2 separate regions of the Mus musculus genome follow, and region 2 is linked to region 1. A link is a loop called in an ENCODE intact Hi-C map of the cell type or tissue named here. Cell type or tissue: heart. All regions are shown on one strand.

Region 1 (8,000 bases):
GGAGCGAGGGAGAGAGAGAGAACCAAAATGGCTGAATATAGGGAAGAGGGAAGAGGTGCCTTTTGGGGAAGGGCAGTCCAGTCAGCTCGTGGGCTGGAAAGTTCAGGGTTGGGGGCAGGGTATGCCAGGTAGGAACTGAAGGATGTTATGGGGGTATTGGCTTTCTGTCTCTTATAGCCCCATGAGATGGAGAGGGAGGGAGACGGGGAGGAGGGAGGGGGAGAGGGAAGAGGGAGAACGAGAAGGAGAGAGCACAAATTAGATCTATGCTAAGGAGCCCTCCTTGGATTCTAAAGCCTTGTAACCTCCTGTGATTTGAATGTGGAATGCGCTCCTCCTGATAGGCTCCTCCCGATAGACTCCTCCCCATAGGCTCCTCCCTTAGACTCCTCCCCATAGGATCCTCCCTATAGGCTCATAAGCTTGAACACTTGGTCTCCAGCTGCCGGCACTGTATGGAAAGGTTGTGGAACCTTTAGGGAGTATGTTCTTGCGGGGCAGGCCTTGAAGTTTTATTTATAGTCCTCTCTCTGCTTCCCGACTATAGATGCGGTGTAAGCAACCAAACGATGCTTTCGGCTGCCACGCCTCTCACAGTTTACAACTCCATCCTCTCTCTTCTTTAGCTGCTTCTTGTCAGATGTTTGATCATAACTACAAAAAGAATAACTGATGCAGAAGCCAAGGGAAGCATCAGTAAAGCGGAGGAGAGTACAACACAAGTGATGAAAAAATACCCCTCCGCACCACACTTTATTTCAGAAGGAAGGAGAATGCATAAGTCAGCACCTATGGGACCCCCACCACCACCACCAAACAGTGGCCCTGGACAGAAATTGTGACAATTCGAGACTAGCCAGTGGGTGAAAGGGATGAGAGATATGTAGTCCCAGGTGAAACCCCCTTTACTGTACCCCCTGTCTTAGTTAGGGTTATTGTGAAGAGACACCGTGACCAAGGCAACTCATAAAGGAAAACAGGAGCCTGCTTACTGTTTAGAGGTTCAGTCCATTATCATCATGGTGGGAAGCATGGTCATGTGCAGGCAGACTTGGTGCTGGAGAAGAAGCTGAGAGTTCTACATCTTGATGCAAAGGCAGCCAGGAGGAGACTGGATTCCACACTGGGCATTTAAGACCTCAAAGCCCAGGCCAGGCAGAGGAAGCACACGCCTTTAATCCCAGCACTCAGTAGGCAGAGATAGGCAGATTTCTGAGTTCGAGGCCAGCCTGGTCTACAAAGTGAGTTCCAGGACAGCTGGGGCTACACAGAGAAACCTTATCTTGAAAAAAACAAAACAAAACAAACAAACAAAACCTCAAAGCCCGCCTCCACAGTGACACATTTCCTCTCACAAGGCCACACCTCCTCCATGGGCCAAGCATCCAAATACGTGAGTCTATGGGGCCAAAGCTATTCAAGCCACCACACCCCCTTTATGGACAAAGAGACGATCTCCACTATCCTTCTGATTTAGTGTCCGCCTGCCACAGAGCCCACATGGTGTGTAGAGGCTCCCTGTTGAATTGCAGGTTTATTGGCTCAGTGGCTATTGGAGCATTGTAGTGACCCCAAAGTGCCAAGAGCAATGGCAGCAGTTGGGATCTTGGGATGGTGCAGGGGATAAGGACTAAGCCTGTGTCTTAGTTAGGGTTTCTACTGCTGCAGTGAAACACCATGACCAGAAAGCAAGATGGGGAGGAAAGGGTTTATTCAGCTGTTTATCTTTGAGGGAAGCCAGGACAGGAACTCAGACAGTGGAGGATCCCAGAGGCAGGAGCTGAAGCTGAGGCCACGGAGGGCTGCTTGTCTTAGTTTGGGTTTCTATCGCTATGTAGTGACACCGTGATCACGGCAACTCTTATGAAGGAAAACATTTCATTGGGGCTGGCTTGCAGTGTCCATTATCACCATGGCAGGAAGCATGGTGGCATGTGGGCAGACATGGTGCTAGAGAAGGAGCTGAGAGTTCTTCATCTGGATCGGAAGCCAGGGAAGGGACAGTGAACCAATAGGCCTTGCTTGAGCTTCTAAAACCACAAAGCCCACCCATCAGTGACTCTCTTCCTCCAACAAGGCCACACTTCGCAGTAGTGCCAGCCCTTGAGTCTATGGAGCCATTTTTATTCAGACCACCATGGTGCTGCTCATTGGCTCACTCTTCATGGTGTGCTCATCCTGCTTTCTTATAAAACTCAGGACCACCAGCCTAGGCATGGAACCACCCACAGTGGGCTGGGCCCTCTCCCATCAATAACTAATTAAGAAAATATCTTAGGGCTTGAGAGATGGCTCATTGCTTAAGAACACTGACTGCTTGCTCTTCCAGAGGTCCTAAGTTCAATTCCCAGCAACCATGTGGTGGGTCACAACCATCTGCAATGGGGTCTGATGTCCTCTTCTGGTGTGTCTGAAGAGAGCAATGGTGTACCTATATACATAAAATAAATACATCATTAAAAAAGAGAGAGAGAGCCGGGCGTGGTGGCACACACCTTTAATCCCAGCACTCGGGAGGCAGAGGCAGGCAGATTTCTGAGTTCGAGGCCAGCCTGGTCTACAGAGTGAGTTCCAGGACAGCCAGGGCTATACAGAGAAACCCTGTCTTAAAAAACCGAGAGAGAGAAAGAGAGAAAGAGAGAGAGAGAGAGAGAGAGAGAGAGAGAGAGAGAGAGAGAGAGAGAGAATAGCTTACATCTGGGTCATATGGAGGCATTTTTCTCATTTCCCTCCTTCAGATAACTCTATCCTGTGTGTCAAGTTGGCATAAGTTTACACAGTAAGTCGCAGTGATAGCAATTGTCTCTCTCCAAGGGTAAACCCTGAGTGAACTTCTTCTCAGCAGGAGAATCTACTGGGGGTGGACACACTGCTGGTGCTCACCCTGCACGCCGCCATTGCAGAATTTCACCTGAGAGTGCAAAATGTCAAGACCGCCGTTTGTGAGTGGCCCCCTGGGAACCTAGAAAGTTCCGGCTCTGAGTCGACCTATAAATATCAAATTGTACTGACTACCTGGAAGTCTATGCTGAAATTACAGCAACTTTAAAGGAGCTAGAAAGATTAGAGGTTATTTGCTCAACCCGAAGGCCTTTCTTTCTTCAGCTTGGTGTGTGGCCTGTGAAGATGCCAGACAGCTCCTATAAAAGACTTCAGATGAAGAGAGCTAAGTAAGGTCGACCCCATCTACACCGCTGTGGCCAGCACTACTAAGTAAGGTAGTTACCATGTCTATGCCACTGTGCCCAGCACGGCTCTTATGCCAGAACAACAGATACAAGTAATGGCATCTCTCCATGTGGTGTTGGAACTTGCGAACACACCTATTTTCCTTCTTTCTCTTTTCTTTCTTCTTCCTCCTCCTCCTCTTCCTCCTTCTACTTCCTTCTCTTCCTTCTTCTTTTCCTTCTTCCTCCTCCTCTTCCTTCTTTTCCTTCTTCTACCTTCTTCCTCCTCCTCCTCTTCCTCCTTCTACTTCCTCCTCTTCCTTCTTCTTTTCCTTCTTCCTCCTCCTCTTCCTTCTTTTCCTTCTTCTACCTTCTTCTTCCTCCTCCTCCTCTTCCTCCTTCTACTTCCTCCTCTTCCTTCTTCTTTTCCTTCTTTCTCCTCCTCTTCCTTCTTTTCCTTCTTCTACCTTCTTTTCTCCTCCGTCTTTTTGTATTCTCTGAGTTGCTGAATCCCCAGGGGTTATTTAAATTCAAAGGAGTCTCTACCACTCATGCAAAATTACCTGCCACACTGTCTATTTGTCAAGGGAAGGTGGCTGGAGACCTTGCTTTCTCCTCCTGCTCTCTCCCCTAAGTGAAAAAGTTTCACAACACGTCTCTGAAAGACTTCGCGGTGTGCACCTCAGGGAAGCAGGATGGGCAGTCAGTCCACAAAAGGCAAGGGCGAGCTCCTCTGTGAAATTCTAGATCTTATACTCCAGTAAGAGGGGTATCAATATCACACCCAACAACTTAGTAAAAATGTACCACGTGCTGTAAGTGCTAAAATAGATAGATGGCTCAAGAGGCTCCTGAGTAAGCTAAGGTCCTTGCAAGATAACCTTAATGGCCGTGTCCCTTTGTGTTAGAAGTCACCAGATGTTCGGGGGACTATGGAAAAAAACAGCTTGAGCAAACAGTTCTAATAGCGTTTGGGTCCTAGCCATGGAAAGGGAAGGAAGCTGGCGCACAGTACTAAAACAGCAACTGCTGGATGAACGTGGAGCATTCCAACAGGAAGGGCCCAGCATCCCAGTGACAGCGAAAGCTGCATATCCAAATAAAGGCCACGTCTCTTTCTCCGGTAGCGCGAAATCAAACTTGCCAGAGGCGGCTCGCACTTTTTACAGCAATGTGGTGCGGTGTTTGCAAGTCCCGTCGCCAAGGCCGTGCAGGCTGTGTTGGCACCAGTGTTCTTTCAAGCTTCTAAGCCGCCCCCGGGTAAGTGAACCAAGCGCTAGGAGAGATAAAGTGCTAAGAGGGACACCATCTGTCTGCAGAAGGGGAGGACACCAAACGGGACTGGGTGGCGGTCGAAATGCAAATGAACACTGACACCGTGTGGCTGGAGAAAGGAAGCAAGAAAGCGAGAAAGCGTAGCCAGCGGACTGAGATAAGAGACAGCAGAGTGGAAAGTACCAGTTTCACTGGTAGTGAGATTTACCCTGTGACAATCCATATGGACAGTAGCGGGGCTGTATTCGGAGGTCTGACTTTATGGCTGGCCCAATGGGAAAAGAACCAGGTGGATGCTCTTTCCACCACTGTGGGGCAGCAGATCTTGGAGGACATATGTAACAGAGTTCAACAGGAATCAGTGGTTTTCTATGTGGCTGGCAGCCCATAGCTGGTTGAGGTTTGAAAATCGGGAAGCAGATGCCCTTACCAAGCTACAAGCCATCTGCCTCCAGAGATCACTGGAGGCTCTTATCTACAGTCTGGCCACAGTGATTTGGCACACACTGGAAAGTAGCTAGAGCTACCAACATTCCCATGAAATAGTCTGCTATTCTGCATGGTAACAATAAATGTGAGGCATGTTCCAAATTAAGACACGGAGAGACTATACAGGGTCCGTATATGTCAGTAAGGATACAAGTCGGTGCTCACCTGTGTGGACACTGCCGCAAGTCCATTGTCTCCAAGCCTTAATGCCCCAGTCTGCTAACCTGGGCCTAGTCTTGGAAGCCTCTACCCTCCATACAATATTATGTAGGCCTAGGATGTTTTCAGCCTCCGAAACTTGCTGCTGGCTAAGCACACCCTTTCTTCTTCCTTCTGAACTCTGGCTGGTTGGTTCAATCTAGCTCTTCTGACTCAAACTCCTCTCTCTCCAAGCTGTCTTCTCTCTCAGTCTCTGAATTGCTCTGCTGTGCCTCAAACTAACAGTAGCAATGTTCTAATATGGCTTCTTCTCATTTTCTGGCTCACTCTGTCTTTACCTGTCTCTGTACAACTGTCCTGGTAAAACTGTGTCTTAGTTAGAGTTTCCATTGCTGTGAATAGACACCATGACCAAGGCGAGTCTTATAAAAGCAAACATTTAATTGGGGCCGGCTTACAGGTTCAGAGGTCCAGTCCACTATCATCATAGCAGGAACTACGGCAGCATGCAGGAAGGCATGGTGCTAGAGAAGGAGCTGAGAGTTCTGCATCTTGACCAGAAGGCAACCAGGGGAGACTGGCCTCCAGGCAGCTAGGAGGATGGTCTCAAAGCCTACCCCACAGTGACTCACTTCCTTCAACAAGGCCACACCTACTCCAAAAAGTCCACATCTCTTAATAGTGTCACTCCCTGGACCAAGCGTATTCAAACCACCACAAACTGCCTCCTTCCTCTTTCTCTCGCTCTAGGCTGCTCCACTCTCCTTCTCAACTCTACTGTACCACTCTCTAGGAACGCTACTGTATTCCTGTGCTGAATGCTCCTCTTCCTCTCTCCTTGTGAGAGTTGGGAGTATCCTATCTGTCAGATCTTTCTCTGATTCGTCACTTTTTCTGCCACTCAATTAGACATCACTTTCAAACATGGGTGTTTCCTTCTACAGACGAACTTTACCTTCATTGTTTGGATTAAAGCTGAGAGCTATGGATGTGTTTATATTCCAGCCAGAGGGATTAAAGGTGTGTGCTAAGGGTTGAGCCACAACCTAACTAGAAACCAGCTCAGATATCCTGTAACAGAAAACTTTTAATCAGTTAATGTGTTGTGCAGCAATCCATGAGTGAAGCACACTGGGTCTTATCCAACTCAGCGGTACCCACAGGCACGGAGAACTGATAATGATTGGGGCACTCGCTTCACAGTCACAGGGCTAAAGGGACCAGGACTAATTGTACTTCCATTCATTTTACAACTATACACAGGCTGTATTGACTGAAATAATTATGGGGTTATTAAAATGGAAATATAGGGTGCTGAACAGATGGCTCAGCAATTAAGGGCATTTGCTAGGACTTGGGTCACTTCACAAGACCAACCTCATGCAGCTCACAACTGCTTGTAACTCCAGTTCAATGGGCCCAATGCAGACACCGAATGCACATGGTATTCATACATACACTTAGCATGTGCGCGCACACACACGCACACACATTAATAAAGAAATATTTACAAAACCCCAACGATTAGAATTTGAGCAAAGGTATGCTGCAGCAGAGGAAAAGTGTACCCCTCAGGGCTGGAGAGATGGTTCTGTAGGTTAGAACCTTGTCACTAAGCCCGATGACCTGAGTTTCTCCCCCAACCCGAGGATCCATATTATGGAAGGAAAGAATTCTCTCTTACAGGTTGTCCTCTGATCTCTACCCTCATGAACAAGCAAAAAAATAAAAATAAAGAAATGTACTTTTTTTTTTTTAAAGACAAGATCTCACTATATAGTCCTGGCTAGCCTGAAATTCTCTTTATAAACCAGGTTGGCTTCAAACTTACAGAGATTCATTTGCCCTTGCCACCTGGATGCTAGGATTAAAGGCATGAACCCCACTATAGCCACCTAATGTCTTTTTTTGTGATGAGGAGCAGGGTCTTACTATGTAACCCTGGGTGGCCTGGAACTGGCTAGGTAGACTAGGCTAGCTTTGAACTGGAATTCTGCCCATCTCTGCCTCTCCAATGCTAGGATGAAAGGTACACAAGATCAGAGTGCTCTCCTAACTGTTGGATCATCTCACCACCCCTAGACAAAAGTAGTTTCTAAAAGAAGGCACACCCAGAAGCTATAAGGCTATTGGATGGAAAATCCCGTATCAGAAGTGAATTGCTTCTGTGAGTTGTTGGCCCCCGAGGCTCTACATGCTGCAGAGATTATTGGCGCTGATGTTGGTTGTATGCCAGAACTAGATGTTAAGTTCCCATTGCAAAAGACAGTACCTGCTTTGGCAGCAGAGTGTGGAGAAATCCATGAGTCTGAGCTGGAGGCTTCTTCTCCCCTGATTGATTTCCTAGTCCTGCAGGGCACTGGCTGCGGAGCAAAGCTGGTTGTTGACAGTCCAGCTCAACAATGGACCCTGTGTGCTACACTACTGTCTTATTTAGGGTTTCTATACCACTATGATAAAACATCATGACCAAAAAGGACCTGGAAGGAAAGGGTTTATTTCATCAGACAGCTTGTAGTCCATCCAGGAAAGTCAGGTGTTGCTTACTGTCTTGCTTCTCATGGCTTGTTCAGCCTGCTCTCTTATACACCCCCAGGACCATGTGCCAGGGGTGGCACCACCCACAATAGACTGGGCCTTCCCACAGCAATCACTGATTAACAAAATATTCTATAGGTTTGTGTATAGGCAGATCTTACAAAGACATTTTCTCAATGGAGAATCTCTCTGTGTTGACATGAAACCATCCAACACTCTAAGCAGGATAAGCCCACTGATTCATTAGTGCTGTGACTATTGTGGTTGGAACCAAATGCTCTCTGATTTAACTTAAGACTCTTCCAAAGGAGGGAACTTCATACTGTGTATGAGAGCAAAAACGTGTGGCTACATATGCTATAGGCTCCAGTA
Region 2 (8,000 bases), 210 kb before region 1:
ACGCACACACATACACCATGCACACAGACACACCATGCATACACACACCATGCACTCACACAAAACCACACCATGTATGCACACATACACTCACTCATATGCATACACACACACACACAATAATAACACATTTTAAAAAAACAATATAAAATGTAATTTTTAAAAGGCATAAGACCTAAAACCAAGAGAAAGAAGAAAGGAGGGAGTCAGGATGGAGAGGCAGGGAGGAAAACATCAGCTCTGCTTGCTCAGCATCCAGGTCTCTAACTGAAAGGGAAGAACCCTGCCAGCCCTAGGATCCCTGTAGGACTCCAGCCCAGCAAGCGTGGACCTATTCTAATCGGACATCTCTCACAGAGGGAAAAGGACTCCCACTAAGTGACATCTTCCCAGGTGGGTTTTTTTGAAGTCTCTTTTCAGAAGACCATTTACAGATCCAATTACGCAGCTCTGTGGCCTCCTACCCAGCTCAGTTTGGCATACTCCAGGGCCTGGCCCACAACCATGCTGTGTGGTCGGGCCTTGATGTCCCACGGGGGCTCTTAGGAGTCCTAGCATGTAGCTGCACGTCTTGATGGACACTCTGCCACCCAAGCTGCCCCTTCCTGTTCCTACAGTTGGGCTTATTCCCAGTCATGCTGCAGCCAATGTGAGGGCTTCAAAGCCTGATTCAAACAGTGTCAGAGTTGAGAATCCTTTCATGAAACTTTACAGATTTGAGCATTGTACATATATACACATGTAGTATGTATATGTGTACGCATGTACACATATGTATGTGTTATTTGTGCCCTTTTTTCTCCAATCCACAATTCAAGTGTAATTTTCAAGACTCCGTCCAAAGAGCCTTGGAAGCTCCTGACTAGACTCCCCCAGAATTCTAGTACATCAAGGCTTTTAAAATAACTCATGGAACAAGCTCACTTTCTCTCTCCTCCCCCCCCCACCCCCCACCGTGTGTGTGTGTGTGTGTGTGTGTGTGTGTGTGTGTGTATGTGTGTGTTTGCGCGCGCGCGTGCATGTTTGTGTTTCAACAGGGTCTCACTATGAACTTCAGGCTAGCCTTCATGGATTCTTCTATCTCCAACCCCCAAATGCTGGGATTCTATCAAACCTGCCAAGCAGACATTTTGATTCCAACTGTATCCCCAGGATGTTCCCACCCCCATCAGAACTCCTTGAATTTCATTGGTGGATCTAAATCAGCCACAGACGGAGGCTCACAAATGAAGGTCCCTGTGCAAGACACTGCTGTGAGCAATGAGCATAATGAAGTCTGCACTGCCAGTGTGGGAAACGTAAGCTTGACTTTAGGAACTCACAGACCTGGATGAGACCCCTGGCTCTGCCCCGCCCCCACTCCTGTGACGCTGGTGAGCTGACCCCTCTGTATTGGAGTTGTCTAACGGACCAGAACTAACAAAAGTTCACTTACTAGAATGTCTCAATCAACAGGGACTGGGTCATCCAACAGTGTCCTCCTGCGCAAAGGAGGGGCCTGAGAACCCGGTAGCTGCTCAGTACACACAGATGAACCCTCAGCAGTCCCAGTATGGCACCAAAAGCCTGGAAAGTTCCTGGAGCCTCTAATCTTCAGTCCACATTGGAACCCAAAGACAGGAGTGTGAGGTCAGTGGAAGATGGCTCCAGCAAAGATAGCAACAGAGACGAACATGCTCACCACAGAAAGTATCAGCCACGCTAACCACGGGAAATAGCAGCAGCAGAGGTGGCATGCTCACCACCGAGACACAAAGGGAGAGACACAAAGGCAAGCACTGGAAAGTTACACCCACTCTGAGAGCAGGTCTTTTCAATTAATCCTTCTCAAATAAGCCCTCACAAACCTGCCCAGACACCTGTCTCTTGGTTTATTCTAGATCCAAGCAAGTCGGCAAGATCACACACTCTTAGCATCTGTTCCCTTTCCTGTAAAATAGGAGAAGCCCATCTATGCCATGGAGTCCTCATGAAGGCTGATGAGGACGGATACAGAGTGTCCAGCAGAACCGAGCTGTGTGGACACTCAGCTAACAGTACCAACTAGTGTGAGCAGCCACTGATAAGAGCTGTGCTTTGTGTCCCCTTTCAAAGGGCCACTCTTTTTGGTGTCAGCAAGAGGGTACATCCCTGTCCTTGATCCTGAGTCCTCTGCTAGAGTGCTTTCCCTGTTCTCAGCCAGGTCATCACGCACGCTACAGACAACCGCCCAGGATTCCAGGATACAGGCTTCTCAAAGAGGAAGTCACTGCCCCAATAGAGGACAGACTCCAGCTTTTCCTTCCACAAGGTTTCTTGCAAGTGTGTGTGTGCGTGTGCATGTGCGTGTGCACGTGTGTGTGTGCGTGTGCGTGTGCGTGTGCGTGTGCGTGTGTGTGTGTGTGTGTGTGTGTGTGTAAGCAAGTGTAAATATCAGTTATCTTTCTCAACTACTCTCCACTATTTTTGTTGTTGCTGCTGTTGTTTTGTTTGATTTGGTTTTGTTTGGGGGCAAGATTGTCTGTCTTTTGTTTTGTTTTTGAGACAGGGTCTCTCATTGAATGAAGAGCTGATTTGACTGATTTGAAAACAAGCCCAAGAGAATCTTCCAGCCTGTCTCTGCCTCACCAGCTCTGAGATTACAGGCATGCACACTTGACTCTTTCTAGAGTTCTGAAAACTCCAAACTCAAATCCTCACAGTTGCTGAGAAAGCACTTTTGTAGCTGGGCCAGGTCCCCAACCCCTGGGCTCTCTCTGTACTCTGCCTCATGAAACACAAAACCACTCAGGATGTTTGCCAAATGTTCCAGTTGTCAAATAAAAGGAAGACCATCCGAGGCCTGACATATGAAACTGAGCCATTGACTAATGACTCATAACTTGACTAACTCGGTTATGCCAAGACCTTCCCGGAGCTTTTCATTCACCACATGTAAGTATCTATCCCACTATCTTCATAGCACGATACCACATTGCTGGCTTTCCCTCTGGGGCAAGGGACAACCATTAATGGCAAAGGCCTGACTCACGTCTCTCTTCCACATATCCTTGAGAGCAACATCCTACAGAAAAAGACAAAAAAAGAAAAAGAAGAAGAAGTAATAGGCAGAAATTAGAGGCATTTTTCTGTGCCTGTGCTACAATTTTTCAGAGAACAAGGCTAGCTAGCTTTCAGAAGGATCAAATAGAATTTGAAAATCACCCTGCTTTATGTGGCAAGAACTTCAAGAATATCAAACATTTCTTGCCATTTGCAAGCAAATGGGTTAGAAGATTTTTTTTTCCCCACGATTATCTCTTCCAGAAAAGAGCAGTTTCAAACCGCAGAAAATGGACGTTACTGAGAAAAATAGCCTGTTTCAGGAGGGCGAGAAAGACCCTGAGATATCTGGGAAACAGAGGTGGCATGGTTTTCTCCTCCCATGCGTAGAAGTTCCAAACGCAGGAGAAGCTCATTTCAAGCAGAAAGCTCTTTCCAAAGCACAAATATTGGAAAAACAGACCAAGACATCAGCGCATTCTAAACACAGCTGTGTTTGCCCACGCCTCCTGCCTGCTAGGTCATGTTTGATTTAACCTGGCAGCTCAGGGGGAGGTGAAAGGCCTCTGACTACCCAACCTACGACTTTACTTCCTCCCGTCATCATTGTTGACGTTGCATATAGCAAACTGACCTCTTATTAAATGTTGCAGCCAACAAACAGGTTTTAATAGTCTTTTGCTTTTTCACACTAAATGTGTTTTCAGATGGCTGTCATTCATATTCATTCCAAGGACCAAGTTGCCCAGCCACCTGCTCTGAGCACGACAAAATGCTCCGCTAGGGGGCGTTGCTGCCTTTCCCAACCCACAAATGAAGCACGTGATCCGAAACTGTGTCCATTAGTTCTGGAAAACAGGATGTAGGCCTGCCAAGCAGTTCAGAGGATGGTTTTAAGCCTTCAGAGTAACCTGAGATGAGGGACCACAGACGGCAGGGAAGTGTAAAACACGGGGCTGTCACCGGGATAATGAAGGGTACCCTGGCTGCACTGGTTATCTTAGCCTGCATCAGGAGCCTAGGGAACAGACAAGAGAGCACTTATGGTACAGTGTCAGCCCATCCCTAGTCAGGGCCCTGAGGGTAAAACCGGCTGAGCATCAGCGTCCAATAGATAACAACAGAAGCCATTATCTCTCCCTGGCTGGGCTGCCAAGTGCAGGGGCCAGGATTGCCTGGTGTTTGCGGTTTCCATAGCAGCGCTGTTTCGTTTCAAGCTGGCAAAGTACACAGAGAGGACAGGATCAACATTGCAGCAAATGACTCGAACAACCTGAGTCCTGAGCCTCGGAGCTCTCAGCAGGCTTTGCCCTTTTGGAGTCAGGGGTGGGGATGAAGATGGATGCTCTCCAAGAGGCGACTGGAAACTAACAGCTCCTTCAATCAAGCTCAGCAGCTGCCTGAGCACTGTCACCCACCCAAGGTCACCACTTGGAGCCTCTCGGCCTCATTTCCCAGAACTCTAGAAGGTGCTGTTAACATGGGAGAGACCCCCACACAGGCAGATAGGCTCCTCTGGCATCTTCTACCTGGCATTTTCTGAAACCTTTCTCCTCCTTCAGCTGGCCAAGGAGACACTTTCTTTCTTTCTTTCTTTCTTTCTTTCTTTCTTTCTTTCTTCCTTCCTTCCTTCCTTTCTCTCTTTCTTTTTTAATTAAATGTTTTCTTCATTACATTTCAGATGAAATCCCCTTTCCTAGTTTCCTCTCCCAAAATCCCCTATACCCTCCTTCCCCCCCTCCCACTCCCCACTGCTCCCCCAAGCCACCCACTCCCACTTCCTGACCCTGGCATTCCCCTATACTGGGGCATATGATCCTTGCCAGACCAAGGGTCTCTCCTCCCATTGATGGCCAACTAGGCCATCCTTTGCTACAGATACAGCTAGAGACACAAGCTCTGAGGGTACTGGTTAGTTCATATTGTTGTTCCTTTTATAGGGCTGCAAAGCCCTTCAGCTCCTTGGGTACTTTCTCTAGCTCCTCATTGGGGACCCTGTGTTCCATCCAATAGATGACTGTGAGCATCCACTTCAGTATTTGCCAGGCACTGGCATAGCCTCACAGGAAACAACTATATCAGGGTCCTGTCAGCAAAATCTTGTTGGCATCTGCAATAGTATCTGGGTTTGGTAGTTGTATAATGGGGTGGATTCCAGGGTGGGGCAGTCTCTGTATGGTCCTTCCTGCCCTCTCAGCTCCGAACTTTGTCTCTGTAACTCCTTCCATGGGTATTTTGTTCCCCCTTCTAAGAAGGAACAAAGTATCCACACTTTGGTCTTCCATCTTCTTGAGCTTCATGAGTTTTGCAAATTGTATCTGTAGCCCTCCCTAGCTGTTCTGAAACTGTCTCTGTAGAGCAAACTTACCTCTAACTCAGAGATCTACTAGCCTTTGGCTCTCAAGTGCTGGGATTAAAGGCGGGTGCCACCACTGCCTGGCTACAAACTACTATTTGCTGCTAAGAGGAGAAAAGGCTTGGTTCCAGCCTTATGCATTTCCCATAGGGTGAGAAATCAATCTAACTGCCTACCGTTTTTTTCCTTCTGACCTGTTGGGTCTTAAGTTATCTTAGAATACAAAGTGTCTCTGACATTAAAGATACTGGGAAGGCCTTGTTTGAAAGTATGTTTTACTTCATTTATGTGTGGGTGTGCATCTGGGCAGTTTAGCAGATGCTAAATTGATCCTCCTATCTCAGCTTCCTCAACGCTGGGATTACAATGTGCTGTATTTTATGTTCCCGGATTTTTATGTTCCTGCTGGGGACCCATACCCAGGTCCTGTGCTTTCCTGCTGAGCCATCTCCCCAGTCCGTACTTTAAAGATTCCTAATGATGATCATGCCTTCACACTGACGAGTAAGACAGAATTAGAGGAGCCATTAAGCTTTGAGTTGGTGAGAGGCTTCACAGCCAGGTTGAGGATGAGAAGTCACAAGCTCCAAACCCCAGCCACAAATCCAAACCTGAGGAACTGCCTTTTTTCCTCATCAGGGGACTTAATGCAAATACATCCAGGCTGCCTTCCTCTTTCCTGTTCTGCTGTGGTCCTACTTCAGCATATGGGTGAAGCCAGACACAACGCAGAAACTCAAAGCCATTCCCTCCGTGAATATGTGCACATGTTTCTTTAAACTAATAGCCTTAAATGCTTTGGGCCTTAAAAGCTTTTTATTCAGATATATATATATTCCGCTAGGTCTAAATGTCAAAATTAAAAGGGATTGGAAGACAGAGCCAATATGGAAGGAAGGAGTTGCAAAAAAAAAAAAAAAAAAAAAAATCCACTTATTGAACCCAGCAAGGTAAACACAGGACAGATGTCTGAAGGATTGATTTTAGCTTTGATCAAAAGTCAGACTTCATTGATCTTTGTTTCTCTGAATCACGAGCAGTTGCCAGGCACACTCTAGGTACTCATAATTATGCGTTGAATTAATGATGTGCCCTGAGCTCAGCATCAGAATAAAGAGCCTGGAATGGAACTGGAAGGCTGAGCCTCTTGCTGCTTGACCCCTGACCCCTCCTGCAGAGTCCTGGTGGGGAGCCCAGCCACTAAGCACCCTGATTTCATGGGTGGTTGTCCTCTCGCAGCAGTAGATGCTGGCAAACAAGGCAGGGCATGCCTTGAAGGGGAAGAAGCAACAATTTCTACCCTTTATTCTGAGATAGGTGTGGGCTTACTCGTCCTAATTATGAGCTGAAAACAGAATGGCTTCTGTCCCTGCAATCCCTCAGGAAACAAACCTGTCACCACCCATACCATCTCGTGTTCATGTGCAGCCCTGGGTCTGAGTTGGCACTAGGCACGCTCAGGATTGATTCAGTCAAAGAAAATGAAATATAACAACGGGCTTCCATCCCCGATTTGACCGTTCAGTGTTAACCATCATGGAAGGACTTATTTAACATCGAATTTATTCTCCAGATTTATAACATGTACAAAGCTCAGAGAGGCGAAGTGGCTTGCCCAGAATCACACAGCTAGCAAGAGCTGGAGCCAAATCTGAAATGAGGTCTGGCTGACTGAGTTCCAGCCGCGCTCATTCCCTTCACATTAAGCTGTTCCCTCCAGCCTAAGGCGAGAGACACTGCTCGCTGTATAAATGATAAATGAGTCCACAGAAGTGTTGCAACTGCCACTTCCAGACAGGCAGGAGGGGAAAGAGTATCAGAAGTGCTGGTGATCTTTTTCAATGCTTTTGGATAGGCAAAACATTTGCAGGTTTTAAATTAAAAACAAACAAACAAACAAAAAACCCTACAGGGCCAGAATGAAACAACTTATTCTGCCTTATCCTCAGTCTGTTCTCCAGAAGGTAAACTTTAATCAGATCATCAAGTATCTTCCAGCCTTCCTTTATGCAAATACAGTGAGTATGAATCGTGTGTGTGTGTGTGTGTGTGTGTGTGTGTGTGTGTGTGTGTGTGTGTGTGCGCGCGCTCGTGGATGAAGACGGTCTCACGTAGCCGAGTCTGGCCTTGAATTCACTATGTAGCTGAGTCTTGCCTTGATTCTCCTGCCCCCTCCTCTCAAGTGGCAGGGTTACAGGCATATGCTGCCACATACATCTGAACGCAGTACGTTCTAGGATTGTTCTGTGCCTTGCTGGTTTTCCCCATTCGCTCTTGCATTTAAGCAAAGTCAGTCCTTCCACCGCAATTCACAGGGACCTTCATTATCTTCCGTTCTACATTGTGCCGTAGCTCTGATGCCACTGTACTGATGCACTCAGAGCTTAATCAGTTAAACAGTAATGAGCGGTTAATTGTTTCTGATCTTCTGCCATTGAGCACTGTGGTGTTAAAAGCTGAAATCCAGCCATGGTGTACACGCCTTGAATCCTAGCATTCAGGAGACACAGCCTCGCAGATCTCTGAGTTCAAGGTCAATCTACACAACAAGTTCCAGGACAGTCAAGCTTAGGCATTGAAGGATCTGGAAAACAGAAAGCTGAGGTAGTGTTCCAGTTCCAGC

The links. A loop is a pair of places that touch in the nucleus more often than their neighbours do. Peaks named below come from ENCODE experiments on the same cell type or tissue, not always from the same donor. Only the 100,000 strongest peaks of a DNase experiment are listed, where the experiment ranks them.
Region 2: it touches region 1 in a loop (2.4-fold over the local background); 2 of 42 quality-filtered maps call a loop at or near these places.

Annotation. Positions count from the first base shown.
Region 1 is chr3:51,360,895-51,368,894 of GRCm38, forward strand. No RefSeq gene overlaps it. Among named protein-coding and RNA genes, the nearest start is that of n-TPagg5, 5.5 kb to the left of the region's middle. In heart, CTCF peaks have their summits at 4,577 and 4,776; DNase peaks (open chromatin) are centred at 4,187 and 4,517; H3K4me3 peaks cover 1,606 bases; H3K27ac peaks cover 634 bases.
Region 2 is chr3:51,153,013-51,161,012 of GRCm38, forward strand. No RefSeq gene overlaps it. Among named protein-coding and RNA genes, the nearest start is that of Gm35891, 28 kb to the left of the region's middle. In heart, a CTCF peak has its summit at 3,803 (motif pointing right); DNase peaks (open chromatin) are centred at 3,859 and 4,159; H3K4me3 peaks cover 565 bases; H3K27ac peaks cover 1,152 bases.